Linked DNA regions of Mus musculus: regions 1 and 3 are each linked to region 2. The links are chromatin loops, found by intact Hi-C in ENCODE. Cell type or tissue: left cerebral cortex. All regions are shown on one strand.

Region 1 (5,000 bases), 150 kb after region 2:
AATATTATGTTCTTTATAAATAATCTGTATCAGAACAATAGTATAAGTATTTCTGTAAGACAAATAAATTTCACATGCATGCCTTGAGTGTATTTCCACAGAGCAGACCTATTTCCAAGATCGGAGAGCAAAAAATCATGAGACACAGCTCAATACAAGGGAAAAAAATGGACTTAAATTACAACAAAAGCAGACCTAAAAGACGTTTAAGCAAAGGTAAATTATCATGTAGCTAAGGAGTTGAAACTTCAAGCATAAGTCTTTCCAAAACCTATGGATCTGTAATTCTAGAACAACCACCTTCTGGCTCACAGATCCACTTTTAAAAACTTGTTATGTACTGGGTGAGTGTGGTCCATGTCTTTAACCCTAGCCACTAGGGAGCAAAGGCAGACATCTCGGTGAATTTGAGGCCACCTAGTCTACAGAGAAATCTGCCTCGAAAAACAAAACAAAAAACTAGTTATGCTTTTCTGTCCTGGCTGAAAAGTCTGAAAAGCCTTTCCTGTGAAGAAAACATAGTAATTCCAAAAATATACACACAGTTTGAAAGACATCTGTGCCCACTCAGGAGGAGGACGCAGGTACAAGTTAAGGCCAGCCTCAGCTACAAAGGAACTCAAAGTCTACCTGGGCTGAGAGAGACAGAGAGTCAGAGAGAGAGACAGACACACAAAGAGAGGTCAGTATTAGTGAATCTCAATTTCCAGAAGCTGGAAAAGTAATCACAACTGTTAGCTGGTTCTACTTATAACCTAGAGAATTACAGGGCACAGGAAAGTCAATGTGCTTAAGTGGTAAAAGCCTAGGCTACACACCTGGATTTGTTCTAAGAACAAAATGAAGTTGCGCTGACAAGATACTAACACCTAAGTTACAGTTACCATCTGGTCTACTTTGCTCTGAGGGAAAGAGATGTGTTGCTTCTGTCATTCTGCATTCATTCTCAGAAGAGAAACCTGCAGACTCCTAAAAAGGGTGTTGAGAAAACTTTTTATCTGCCTGAGGGTCTAGGTAACTGTGTGGAATAAGGTTCTTTCTCAATATGGAGGTAAAAATGAGAAACCTTCAAGTCTGCTTTCCTGTCAATAAAGAAGTCAAGGCATATTCGAGCATGGTGGTTGATGCACGCCTTTAAGCCTTTTAATTCCATTGCACAGATCTCTCTCAATAGAACTACTGCAGATTTCTGTGAGTTTCAAGCCAGCCTGTTTCACACAGTGAATTCCAAGCCAGGAAGGTTTATATAGTGAGACCCTGTCTATGGAAGGAAGGAAAGGAGAGGGAGGGAAGGAGAGAAGGAGGGAGGAGACCCATTAAGATGGTAGTAGAAACACTAAACAATATTAAGAAATTCCCCCTCCCCAAAGAATATTCAAGTTTTAAAATACCAGAAGTAGACTCTTGGGGTTTTTCAAGCACTGTATTATACACAAAACCCCGGGGTGGGTCTCAAATTTCAATTTGTCTAGGAATAAATTACCTTCATTATCTTTTCTCCAAGTGTAACTGCTAGCTCCTCCCTGTACAGTATCTAAATTTTGGCATCTTTTGGGTTTCCAAATACAGACTAGAAAGTTTGTGCCGTCTACTCACTCTCATCTCCCATGTTTGCACAGTAGGCGCCATCTAAACTCGTGAACGAGGCTTTGGAAATGTTTCGAACTTGTCTCTCTTTCCATTCATATCACTGTCAAAATGACAGCTCCGCTTCAAACCACCTATTTAATCCAATCTGATTGTAGGAAGTCCGCCCAAACAGCTCAGTACATCCTAAAGATTATGACATGAGCTTATTTCAAGGAGAACAACCAAGGTTTTCCAGTGTTCATCTCCGGCACTTTTCCTCTTACCTACGCCCACCACCGAGCCCCCACCTTCAACGTAGGTAAGTCGCATTCCGGAGACCTTAATGGGAGATATCAGCCCAGAATAGATCCATTTAGCAGCCAATCACGAGAGGGATTTAAATTTAATTCACTGCATGTGTAGAAACTATTACAGGTATTCAAAGGGCCTGGAACCCTTCGGAGCTTTATCTCTCGGCTCTGCATATGAATTTTCAAGGCCAGCAGACTTAAGCCCCAGCGAAGGGATAGGCTTTACAGAGCCCAATACTGCTTGGTACCCAGTCCAGCTTCCCGAATTTGAGACGGATGGGTCCACGCGAACTGAGCTTCAAAAGCCTACCAAGGAAGTCCAAGAGGCGCGGCGTTCCGTTACCCAGCCCATCTCCACGCTCTTCGTGGGGCGGGCACAAACTCTGGTTTCTCTTCAGCGTTTACCTCTTTGAGCCTAACCGGAACCTGAAGACCCAGCCTGCACCTCCATCCTCCACCTTGCCCACCACAACCTCGTTCCTACCCCATCTTTTCAGCGCGCCAACGACCCACCCCGGGCACTCCAGCCGTCCCAATTTCTACTTCCCGAGGGAACTACTGTCTTCCTTACCCTCCCGAAGTACGCTCCTTCTTCGCATACAGTGGACCCGAACTCCTCTTCCAGCTTGAGGTCCCCACCATCTAACCGTAACGTTCAACCCACGTTCCCTCGGACGGCTCCTCCCCCACAGCCCTCTCCGCCAGGAAAGCAACTTCCGCCTGCGAGTCCGCCGCCCAAGAGCTACCCCACAAACACTTTCCTGCGGCAGGCAGCCCTGCTTGAGAGCACGCGGGCAGGGCCGGGGAAGGGGAAGACCAGAGCACTTCCGGCAGGGCTCCGCAGAGGCGTGGCTTGCCCGCCCAGCAGGCGCAGGCGCAGTGGGAACTGCGGCGACAGGGCGGGGCCCCTCGCTACAGAGCCTGCAAAGTGTGAGTCGGGAGGACGGGGGAGGGGGAGGGGGAGGGAGCTGGAGGGGGTGGGGCAGGCTTGGTTCTGGAAGCTGCTGGAAAGCGCTGGAGTGGCGGAGGTGACGCCAGAGGCTAGGGGGCGGGGCGTGATTAAAATTAGTGCGCGGCCTTCAGCGGAGGGATTACGCGGCAGAGGAAGGAGAGGTCGCTGGGCGGCTGCCTGCCTGGCGCGCAGGCGCAGTGATGGGCCTCCCTGGCGGGCCGTCATGGCGGACGCCACGACGGGCTCCCATAGTTGGTTCTTTTCGGCCCGCGCGCCACCACCCTACGTGTTCACAAACGGTTACCACACACGGAGCTGCCCCTCCCTTCTTCCCCAAACCCATCCTTGGAGGCCACTTTTTCTTTCTTCCCTCTCTGATCTGCTCACGGTAAGGGGGGTAGCGAAAGACGAGCACTTGACCCGGGGTGGCACTGAGCAGCCGACCCGCGCATCTCAGCAGCCGCCCTGCCTCCTTGAACTTCAGAGAGGGGAGAGCTCAGTTGCTAAGTTTTAAGAACTGCCTTCGTAGAAAGGTCATGTGGTGTCAGGGAGGTCATGACTGATCGCGTCCATGAGGACATCCTATTCTTGGAGTCCTTTGCATAGACTGTTTCCGTGGCCTGGGACTACAATTTGGGATTTTTTCTGGACCTTACAGGAATCATGACTGGCATTTTGGATTGCGGTCCTGTAGGGTTTCATTAGTGGTCTTAAACGACCATGTTCTGGCAGAATACTGATAATTTTGGTAGCGTGCAATGGGGGAAACAAGTCCGCTGTAGGAAGAAATTATTCAATAAAAGAATTTCAGTTTGTGGTACTTAGGAATGGAAATCGCTGAGCGTTCCAACAGAGACTTTGTTAGGGTTTTTTTTCTCCTCTCTCATGACGAAAATAGACTGGTTAGGTTTTGCTTTTTTTTAATTTTATTTATCTTTGCATTTACACTACATACTGTACTGGTATATTTGTTGTAAGATCAAACAAGTAAGATTTCTTTTTGTATGGATTATGAGGTTTTTGAGAAAGTATTTCTTCCTGAGAGAGTAGCCAAGATTAATAGGATTGTTTTCTTATTCAACATGCTATTTCCATTTTTAGAGTGGAGTACACTTCCCCTCCCAATAAACACTTGCTGAATGTCAGCTCATAAATTGAATGATCTAGTTGGTTCAGTTAAAATGTAACCCGACTTTTGAGGTGTAAAGCAACATCCACAAACAACTAGAATAAAAATAAAAATGGATTATTGCTGTCTTTAATGAAAAATTTATTAAAACAAAATTTTTGGCCAGAAAAACTTAATAGTGACAAACAAAATGAAGATGGAATATGGCGGGTCGGGGAGGGGGGGGGAGAAAATTCCCAATTTACTTCAGGTTAATAATAGTCCCCAGCTGAGAAGATACCATGTACTTCTGTGTATTCTTTCCACAGTATGCAGAGTGCCTGTTTTTATATACATTGGTCCCATAGAGAGTATAGTTAACCTCAGTAAACTAAAGTAGGTTTATCTATTTCCACTTAGAAATTCATATTCAATAAATGGAAGCTTTTATTTAACTAATAATTAATTAAGCTGCAATAGGAATACAGTGCTCTGCAGATCATTTTGTGAGCTCTTGTTCTTTTTTTCTGTTGTATTCCTTAACTGAAAACAAACCTTTAGCACCAACCTGGGATATAAATGCTACCTCTAAGCCAGGTATGGTGGACACCTCTGTAAGCCCAGCACTCAGGAGGACCTTGGGTGGAAGCCAGCTTGGGCTATATAACAAATGAGTGCTTAGAGTTGAGACTTGTCCTAAAATCAAACCCTGCGGTGGTTGTGTATTCTGGTCTCATTGACAATTTACTGGACTGCAGAAACGACTTCCATCAGTAAGTTATTCTCCCTGCAGTAATGAGGGCCTGAACTGGAAGCCCCAGCACTTTGATAAAGCTTGGCCCAACTGTATGCATCTGTTATCCCAGGCTGGGGGAGGTGCAGATCTGTGGATCCCAGGGGCTCACTAGCCACTCAGCCTGGCTGAATCTGTGAGCCCCAGATTCAGTTAGAGACCCTGTCTCAAAAAGTAAGCCGAGAGAAAGGAAGACCGTTAGCATCCACCTCTGTCCTTCACCTGTGCACCATGTACCCGGGCAGCCTGACTTTCCAGAGTACAGTC
Region 2 (5,000 bases):
CCCTGGCAGGACTGCGCAGGCCCAACAGGCTGCCAGCCACAACCCCACCCCTCACCCTCAGCAAAGAGAACAGCAGCAGCCTGCCTCACCAGAAGGGTTTGGGCTGAGCTGGCAAGGCAGCGACAAGCAAAAAAGTCTCACGGGTTTTCCATGGCGCCACAAACTGGATACAGGGCTCCTGTCTAAAGCCGGATGAGGCTTCATCCATTGAGCTGCTGGTCCGTGCAGCAGTTTATTTAAAGAAGCCACATAGAGTCCAGGTCCGGGTGAGTGGATTTTGGCTTGCCAGCAAAACCGGAGACAATATCAGCTCATGTAAACCCTCTGTGTCCTGGTAAGATAGAGTGGATCTCTTTCACACTCAACTAAAGAAACCGAAGCTCGTGTGAGATCGCACCGATAACAGAAAGAGATTCTGGGGATGAACCCTGAGCGCTCCCACGCTGCCTCGGCCATTTCCGAGCACAGACACAGATCTTCCTGCTGTCCTGCCTGGGATCATAGCCCCAGTTCTGCCTCCTTGTTGTTGTGTAACTCTGTAGGGTGGCTAAATACGTCTGTGCATCATTTCCTATGAGAATAAACATAATACCTAGGGTGTGAAGTTGTCTGTGGATTAAATCAGTCTGCATTCATGAAGGTTGGGGAATGTCACCATATGCCCTTAATCTTGCTTCTCTTTTCTGCATAACTAAGTTTTGCCAGCTCTGGTCTCTACACGTCTAACCCTTATAAGCCAATTCAGGCTATTTTAGCACTAAAGAATTTCCACAGCAGAGAGGCTGTCTGCTTTCTCCCAGTTGGACATGGTTAGGCGATGCCCACATTCAAAGCCACTCCCCGCAGAGGGGTCGGAATGACTGTGGGAGCCGTGACAGTCTCCAGGTGACACGGTACCCTCTAGCCTCTGCCAGATGGGTGGTGGGAGACACCCCCGCTACTGATACCCCCAGGGTGACCAACACAGAGTTGCCCCATCCTCCAAGCGTCCACTGTGCCACGGTGATGTGGTGTCTAGCAGGCAGCCTGCACATAGCACCTTCCAGCATACTGAACGGAGCCAGCAATTGGGTTTCCTTGAGCAGTCATGAATTCATGAGATGCTGGGATGGAGGACAGATTTGAAGTAGAGGTTAATGGAGACCCCTATCCCCAATTCTCAAATCTCTGTTGCTATCCATCATCTACCTCCTCACACCTATACCCGGAGACTCTATACTCCTCGCCTCTCTCTAGTCAGAGGGTCTAACCTGACAGAAAGGCTTCATGGGGCAGCCATGAAGCCCGCACTCTTGTGATATGATATGTATGGAAAGACACCCCCACCCATTACCACACCTTGATAGCTGGTCCCCAGCTGGCTAGCTGGTTCCCGCTGCTAACTATGTCACATTGAGATCTCCTGGGGAGACTCTAAGATGGCAGGAGAGGCACGTGGCTGAGTAACTTCCCTGGAGGACAGAGGAGAAGCTAGCCACCCAATCCAGGATCTCAGAAGCACACACACCACCCATCAAAGGTCCCTGTGATGAGCAGACATCCTGAGCCCTGAGGCCTCTCCCTCCTCTGAGGATAGCCGAGTCCTATCTGGCTACTTATACTGGATAACTACTATGGGTACTTCCTAGATTGAACCCTGAGACTTCCTCAGACTGAGGAACCACATCTAGCTCAATGTCTTGTTACTGGGCATCGTGTACTTCCCGAAATGGGAATCCTGTGCCCAAAGCAAGGCCTGGGCAGCCACCACCCACCTCCGCAGATCAGTCCTCCCACTCCCTGCTCAGAAAAGGTGCCCTTATCCATGTTAGCGGGTCCTCTACTTGATAGGGAAAAGATCATGACAGGAGCCTGCAGAGCAGAAGTGGACTGTAGGCAAAGCAGCATCAAGGGGATCGAGGCCAGAAGAGGCAACGCAGGGACTATGAGATCATGAGGACACCACATGGCAGTTTGTAACCTACCAATTACCTGAGTTTCTTGCCTAAATGTGCCTCATTCACATAGACCCTAAAAACCATCCTCACAGAACGATTAGTCGGGCTGGACACAGAGAACAGAGATGCCCCAGCTCCCTAATTAACCTTTTTGCTCCAGTACTGGACATGCCCTCAGGTCATTAGAGCGGCAAGAGAGCCGCATGTGGGTATTCTGGGAGTGGCCACTAGATGGCGCATCCGCCCTGCCAACCCCGGAGCACTGTGTGATGGAGCCTTACCCTTTAATGAGCAAGCTGCTCCCTAAGGACCTCAAGGCAGGGAAAGCCGCAGCCTCCCACCAAATGTTTCAGGTTTGCTTATCCTCAAGCGTGAGAACATTTCCCCAGCACCACCTGGCAAAGTAAGAGCCAGCCGGATACAGAGGGACTTTGGCACACAGATAAACCACCCACCCTGCTGCCCTCCCGGCTATATGTGGATCTTGCTATGGGTCTCAAGTTTACGTAGATCAGAGATGCTGGAGGTTTAAGCAGGAGTGGTGTGAAGGGCTAGGGCGATGCTCGGCGGTAGTGAGTATCCCGCCTGGTCCTGGGTGTGCTGCCCCCAGAACCGACAAGAAGAAAGGAGATGCCATCGCTATGCCGCTACTCAGCACATGGCCAGCCAAACTCCTCCGGTGGTGGCTTCGTTTCTCAGTCTCACATGGAGGCTCACACTTGTCAAAATGTGAGTTATGTGAACAGAATAAAAAGGGAGAGAGACAGCTCTTCTTTTCTTGGTCCATAAAGCAGATTCTGAAAGGTTTGCACCTCCTCCATAGGACCCAAGTTCAATTCCCATCACCGGCATGTTAGCTCAAAACCATCTGTAACTACAGTCCCAGGAGATCTAGTGCCTTCTTCTGGCCTCTGTGGACACTGCACGTAGGCGGTGCAGACACCATACACCACATCCGCAGGCCAAACATCCACACGCATAAAATAAGACAATAAAGTAAAAATAGAACCATGTGCCTTATACAGGGTGTTCGGGAACAGACTGAGCTGGGCCCACGGTTGTATCTCAGAGCTACGGGAGGCCGCAGCAGATGCAGGATGCTATTAGGATTGTGGCTTTCCTACGTTACACAGATGGTGGAGGGGGCCTGCAGGAGAGAGGCCTGTTTCCTGGCCTCCAAAAATACTGCTCTCCTGAGCAACCGATCTCCCTTTATATCACTTGCTCATCCGTTTCCCTTGTTCCGATAGCTCCCAGGGCTGGTGGCCCACTGGAAGGACATGTCTGAGTCCACACGTGGATCTTCCATTACCGGTACCCCCTCCCGGCTCCTGCTGTGAAACACAGGCCCTTCCTTTTTACTGTACTTTCAACTTCTGTTGTGCGTCCCTTTAATAAGCTACCTCAAGTCCTTTCCAGAACAGAACAGAACATACACAAAGCAAAAGAGGCTCTGGAGACCTTTTCTCTGTGTCCTTAGGTTACCTCCCCAGGAAAAAAATTTCTAAATTTTCTGCCAGACTTCCCAAGCGGTGACATTTTCTATAACGCCTCTCCTAAGAGTTGCCGCTCATTTGGGCGGCTCCGAGTGGTGAGGTCTTCTACACAGTTTGAATTTTGCGTGTGATACACAGAGCCCTCATTTCCTGATTTTCAAAAGGCAGGATGTGTCTTCTAATTTCCCTCGGAGGATTTAGGTAGCTGGCTGGGGAGAAGAGATTCACACGTTTAAATTTGGTGCATCGGGAGGTTTAAGTAGCCGTGTGACAGTTTGGATCTTAATTGACTCACAAAAACTCTTATGTAAAAGGCATGGCTGCTAGGCTTGGGTCTGTCTGTGGAGAGATGCTGATCTACTGAGTCTGGTGGGAGGAAGTGAGGTCACCGGAGGTGTGTCCTAGAGCAGAAGACTGAGGCTGCAGCCACTCCCAACCCTCTCTTCTTTCCTTCCTGGCTACAGTAGGCAGCCTTCTCTCTCTCTCTCTCTCTCTCTCTCTCTCTCTCTCTCTCTCTCTCTCTCTCTCTCTCTCTCTCTGGAGCTAAGAGTTCTACATCTTGAGCCAAAGGCGGTCAGATCCCATACTGGGCAGAGCCTGAGTAAAGGAGACCTCAAAGCCCGCCTACACAGTGATGTACCTCCTCCAACAAGGCCACACCTCTTCCAATAAGGCCACACCTCCTAATAGGGCCACTCCCCATGGCCAAGTGTCCAAACACATGACTATAGGGGTCAAACCTATTCAAACCACCACACTCATGTATCCCTGCCCCACTCCCTGTGTTTTTTCAAATATTAAGCTGTTGCTTCAAACACTAAGATAGACCTAAATTCCTGCAGACTTCCTAAATGGGCTAGAGAGAGATGGCTTAGCAGTTAAAAGCACTGGGTGCTCTTTGCAGAGGACCAGGGTTCAGTTCCTGGTACCCACATGGCCGTTCAATCATCCATAACACCAGTTCCAGAGGCCACTTTTGAACTCTGAGAGCTTCAGGCATGCACGTGGTACTGAAGAGGTCAGCTCAGAAACTTTGGAAAATTCCACCTGCCCCCTCTCCTCCTGGAAGAGAACCCCTTCAGAAGGGGACAAGATGTGCACAGTCGATACTTCTCCTTCAGGTGTAGAACGACCCCAACACTTTGGAAAAATAAATTCCTCTTGCTTTTTGCATCGATTCCCGGTGGTTTCATGTTGTTCACTCAGGGAGTCCCTGGTAAGCTAAGGCTCGCCAGAGTCTTACACTACCTATAAATACGCACTCAAGAGCAAAAAAAAAGAGGAAGAAAATCTTTCAACTCCTGAATTCCAAAGATTCGGCCTCAAAATCCAGACATGGCCTTTTGCCAGTACTGTTTGTTGAATGACTACATGAGTTAGTTGAGCCAACACAAATGCTGGGAAGGATGAATAGAGCCATTGAGTCAGCCAGTGTCTGTTCCAAAGCTATGTCCCCAAGCAGAAGTGACCAACTATCAAAGAGACGAGGATTTGTAGAATGGAAGCTGGAGTCTTCCCAGGGAACAAAGGATTGGGTAAGTACTGGCTGATCTCTGGGGAAATGGCA
Region 3 (5,000 bases), 110 kb after region 2:
CATTTGCATGTCTCACATCTGATTGGTTATACTCTCAAAGCCTTATTATCATGCCCCGGCCAGGCAGTGTCTTTGCAAAAAACTTTACTGCATATGTTCACATTGGTTGTTGGTCCAAACTTATGCGTGGTGGCCAGCAGTAGTCAGTGCCACTCTGCAACGGCACATGCGGCTTCCCACAGGCAGGAAATTTAGGAGGTGTTACATCCGGGAGGCACACTAAAGAGTTGCCTGGGAAGATGTGATGAGATAGACACATGGTACCTGAGCATAGGTAACCAGCCACATGGCAGAATGTAGGTTAAAATAATTGGGTTATTTTAGTTATGATTCTAGTAGAGCACATAGAAGAAAAATAAGAGAATTCTACAATTCAAAAGAAGGGTCCGGAAAAGAGGCGTTACTAGTAGAAGGGTAATGTAAAACACTTCCATTAGGATGGTTGTCAGTTTTAAAAACGTGAAGATACTGGAAACTTGTGAGAATATACAATCAGGCAGACACAGATCTTCAACTTCTGGATTCAACAAAATTAAGAGACTCAAATAGATGTCAGTACAGCCTTCTTCCTAGAAGTCAGCCACGGAGAGCTGAAGGACCAACAAAGTGTAGCACAGATATGTAGCTAACTAGTACTCAGCATAGAAGAGCCGGAAATCAGGGTTAGCGCTACTGTACGGATACGGATACGTCATCAGGACATCACTGAGACCAGCCAGTCACAAATGGGCAAAGACTGGGTAATTCCACCTAGGGGAGTTACTTAAGAATAATTAAATTAGTAAAGATAGAAGAGAGAATGAGGCTTATTAGAAAAAGAAAGGGGAGGTGGGAGTTGTTTAATAGATGGGAGTATTGGTAACATATAAGTGCACTTAATTCCGTTTGAACCGTAAGCTTTAAAGGGGTTAAAATGGAGCTGGAGCGATGGATAGGTGGTTGAGAGCTCCTCTCTTGCACAGGACCCGCGCTCAGTTCCCAGCACCCGCCTTGAGAGCCTCACAATCGCCTCCAACGCAGGCTCCAGGAGAATGCGACGCCCCGTTTGACCCCGAGGGCGCTGAACTCAGGATACACGCCAACACCCAGATACATGATTAAAATAAGTCTTTGAAATATGGCTCAATTTATACCAAGAGAGTAGCAATAGCTAAGTAGGAAGAGCCAAAGAGAGGAGGAGCAAGAGAAAGGGGGGAGGGCGGGAACGGGGACAGTATTTGGGATGTAAATATATGAAATAATTAATTTTTTTTAAAAGGAGGAAGGGTATGGAAGCTTGAAGAGCGGGACCTGAGGTCTGTGAAGTTGCCCCCTCCTCCCCTCCCGGTCTTTGGGGTGATGGGGGAAGGAGAGGTCTGACAGGGGCTCTGGCAGGTTTATCAAAGAATTATCCTTTCTCCCCCTCCCTTCTCTCTTCCTCCTTCCCTTCCCTTCTGCCCCTCCCTCTCTCTCCCTCCCCCTCCCCCTCTCTCCCTCCCCCTCCCCCTCCTCTGAGTGGGCACAATGCTACCTACCCCAACCCTCCCAAGGCAACCCCAAGTCAGTGAGTTAAATTCAGAAGTCAGGGGAAGGCCTAGACGTCACTGGCTATTTTAAAAGAGCGTTTTAATCGCCATAAATCCGATTCTGCAGTCCCCCTAAGCCATGAGTGCTCGAAGGAGGCTCCAGTCCGCTAAAGGGGTGTGAATTTATTCCCAGGAGGTGACGGGGGAGGGGCGGCGCGGTAGGTTTTTAAACGTATAAAGTATAAAATTCCCATGGCCCACACAGAGATCCACAGTTTATCAACCTCGATAAGCGGGAGGCGACGAGAACACTCAAAGGGGAGGGGCGGTAACAACCTTGAACAAGGGCAGGGCGCCCTGGCTCGGAGCCCACGCAGATTCCCGGAGCCTCACCCGGCGCCGCCCTGCTCTGCGGAGGATTTGCTGGGCTCGGCGGCTCCGCCCCTCCCCGCCCTCGCGCAGTCTCAGCCCGCAGGGCTCAGCAGGGCCTGGCGCCTCCCGGGAGTCCGAGGCGGCGACGCCCATGCTGGCCGCGGCAATGTGTACAAAGCGCACGGCCGCTCAGGCAGCTGTGTCTCTGTGGCGCAATCGGTTAGCGCGTTCGGCTGTTAACCGAAAGGTTGGTGGTTCGAGCCCACCCAGGGACGGCAGCGTTCCTTTTAGCAAAAAACATTTTTAGAAATGTTTTCTGCCATCCTGGGACGCCCAATCTGTTTGATAGCTTTCTAGGGCTCAAGCTACAAGCGGGCCTGCTGCTTCCACTAATTTTCAAGAGGGTACATGTAAGTCTGCTTTTTGAGTTTGGTCCAATTCTGCTCAGGAACAGCTAGGTGTTTTTTGCACTGGAAACCGGCAACCGGGACCACCCAGAAACAGCACCATTTGTGTGGCTCAGAAAAAAAAAATAATAATAACAAAAAATAAAAAATAAAAACAACAGCAACAACAACAAAAAAAAAAAAAACAAAAAACGACCCGCGGACCCTACTAATACAGTCTACTTCCAAATGGATGAGCAACAGATAACATTGTGGGCAGAGAGTTTGGGGACAGCAGGCCACGCTGACTTTAGCTAAGTGGCTCCCAGACTTGGGCAATGGGTTTGAATCTAACTACATTATATTTAATCTTAGACTGCTGTCAATTTCCCCCATCACATTTAACTTTATCAGAAATTGTATAAGTTCGTGTTTAAAAGTTTTAAAAGAGAGCCAGGAGTGGCGGTGATGCCTTTAATCCCAGAACCCAGAAGGCAGTAAGGCAAATAAATCATGGTGAATTCCAGGACAGCCAGGGGTACATAGAGAATTCTTGTCACAGAGGACGTTTTATGTTTTTTTCACAAAAGACTTTCCATAAAGACAGGAAGTTGTGACGTGAGGGTTTTGTGTCTGGGATCTACACCCACTCCTATAGAATACAGAGAACGGGAGTCTACAGAGTGGTTCACAACCTGTGGGTCACGACCCCACTAGGATCGTATATTAGGAATTCTGCATTAAAGATATTAATAATGATTCATAACAGGAGCAAAATGACAACTATGAATGAAATAATTTCATGGTTGGTGGTCCCCATGAAGAACTGTATTAAAGGGTCACAGCATTAGGAAGAGTGAGACCCACTGTCCTATGTTGACGTAAACACTCCCGAGCTACACTGCAAGAGCTCTCACTGCTAGCCACATCTGGCTTCTGAGTACTTGAAATGTGACTAGGACAACTGAGGGATGAGTGTCAGAGTAACGCCAGGCCCTTGATTAACATGGGGTGGAGACGGTACTGTGCGTGCATCTAGCCCCGAGCTCTATCCTAGCACTAAACAGAAACAGCAGGAACAGGGCCTTACTGGCCTAGAACTCATGGCCCGGCTGCCTCAGCCTTCTGAGTGCTGGGATTATAGGTGTGCGCTGCCGTGACCAAGAAAGACTGGATGTCAGTGAATTTAGTCAAATGCAGTTTTAGTTTTTAAATATAATGTCTAATTTTATTGCATTTTTATTGACACATATGTATGTACATGCAACCACATGCATGTGGAGGTCAGAGAAAACTTTTGGAAACTGGTTCTCTTCTGCACCCTTAGGGGTCCCAGACACTGAACTCAGGTCTGTAGGCTCTGCAGGGAGCACCTTCACCTACTGAGCCATCTCACTGGGTTAAATTTAAGCAAATTTAAGTAAATGTGAGCAAGTAAATTACAAACAATTCAGGATTAGAGGATGAAGTTCAAGACTGCTATGGGTAGGGTGTTTGTGTTCCCCCGAGTTCCTGTGTTGAATTCCTCCCCGTTGATAGTACTGGGCCCTCATGAGGGGGTATGGCCCGCACAAGAGGCCAAGGGAACTGGTTTGTCCTTTCTACCATGGGGTACAGTAGCATCAGAAGCAGATGAGACCTCACAGGGCACCAAATCTGCTGGTGTTTTTGTTTGTTTGTTTTTGTTTTTCTGACACAGGCTTTCTCTGTGTAGCCCTGGAGTCTGGGAACTCGACAGGCTACCCTGGAACTTGAATGCTTCTACTAAATACCTGCTGACTTAAAAAGCCCAAAGGAGGCTGGGACACTAGGCAGAGTAAGAGAGAATTCCCTAGAATGTTGTTAGGCGCATGCCTCTCTGAAGTCTCCATAATGCAAGGCATGAAGATTCCACACTGCTTATTGGTACATACCTCACAGGAGAAGCAAAGAAAGAGTGGTGGGCCACATGATCATGTCTACACTGTAGGGAGTTGGGTTTGTTTGTTCGTTTGTTTTGAGACAGGGTTTCTCTGTGTAACAGAGCCCTGGCTGTCCTGGAATTTGTAGACCAGCCTGGCCTCGAACTCACAGAGATCTGCTTGCCTCTGCCTTCGGAGTGCTGGGGTTAAAGGTGTGTGCCACCACACACTCAGCTTACACTGTAAATCTTACCTAGCACATCTGCTATTGTTAGAATTAGGAGGGCTTCCGTCTTGAAACTGAACATAGTGACCAGAGGGTACAAGCTCCACAGAGTGGGACCTGGATGCTGTGCCAATGATCATTTTTAGGCCTGAAGACTTCGTTCCAACACCTGAACTGAGCACACGCAACCTTGTCCTGTGTCCCTCTGTGAAAATTCCCCGCTGACTATAGGCCACTTCCAGGGGCCTTTCCCTAATATGTCCTTGCTCCCTTGACCCCATTTGTCAGAGTAACAGCTGAGCAGTCTCCTTCTATGAACTTCCGTACCACCCTGAAACCAGCAAACTGCTTGTCGCCAGCCCTGGGAAACAAAGTCACCGAGAGCAGACACGTTGTCCGTGGGACACGGGGCTGTCACAAGATCAGTACAGAAGCAATCCTGCTTTGCTCAGGGTTGGATGATGGAGATTGGCAATCAGCATGAGACCCACAGGAGAATTATTTCTAGGCTGTTGAGGAAGGAGGCAATCATCGGGGCTGGACCTGTATCTTCCTGATGGATATGGACCAAGTCTTCAAGACCAAACAGGAGGAGGAACATTTAAGACTG

What was found. Peaks named below come from ENCODE experiments on the same cell type or tissue, not always from the same donor. Only the 100,000 strongest peaks of a DNase experiment are listed, where the experiment ranks them.
Region 1: it touches region 2 in a loop (5-fold over the local background); 4 of 42 quality-filtered maps call a loop at or near these places.
Region 3: it touches region 2 in a loop (3-fold over the local background); 2 of 42 quality-filtered maps call a loop at or near these places.

Annotation. Positions count from the first base shown.
Region 1 is chr5:149,182,258-149,187,257 of GRCm38, reverse strand. Uspl1 (ubiquitin specific peptidase like 1) reads right to left here and starts at 2,698. Exons shown (of 9, transcript NM_001115149.1): 1 at 2,452-2,698. In left cerebral cortex, no CTCF peak of the experiment used is centred here; DNase peaks (open chromatin) are centred at 2,261 and 2,786; H3K4me3 peaks cover 2,668 bases; H3K27ac peaks cover 1,941 bases.
Region 2 is chr5:149,333,233-149,338,232 of GRCm38, reverse strand. No RefSeq gene overlaps it. Among named protein-coding and RNA genes, the nearest start is that of Gm35704, 12 kb to the left of the region's middle. In left cerebral cortex, CTCF peaks have their summits at 2,160 (motif pointing right) and 2,855 (motif pointing left); DNase peaks (open chromatin) are centred at 2,195, 3,052, 3,688, 4,876 and 2 more places; H3K4me3 peaks cover 1,007 bases; H3K27ac peaks cover 3,779 bases.
Region 3 is chr5:149,226,153-149,231,152 of GRCm38, reverse strand. 2310047D07Rik (a long non-coding RNA gene) reads right to left here and starts at 2,165. Exons shown (of 2, transcript XR_003956021.1): 1 at 1,842-2,165. n-TNgtt14 (a tRNA gene) reads left to right here and starts at 2,079; the gene lies at 2,079-2,152. In left cerebral cortex, CTCF peaks have their summits at 1,788 and 1,995; a DNase peak (open chromatin) is centred at 2,015; H3K4me3 peaks cover 1,097 bases; H3K27ac peaks cover 384 bases.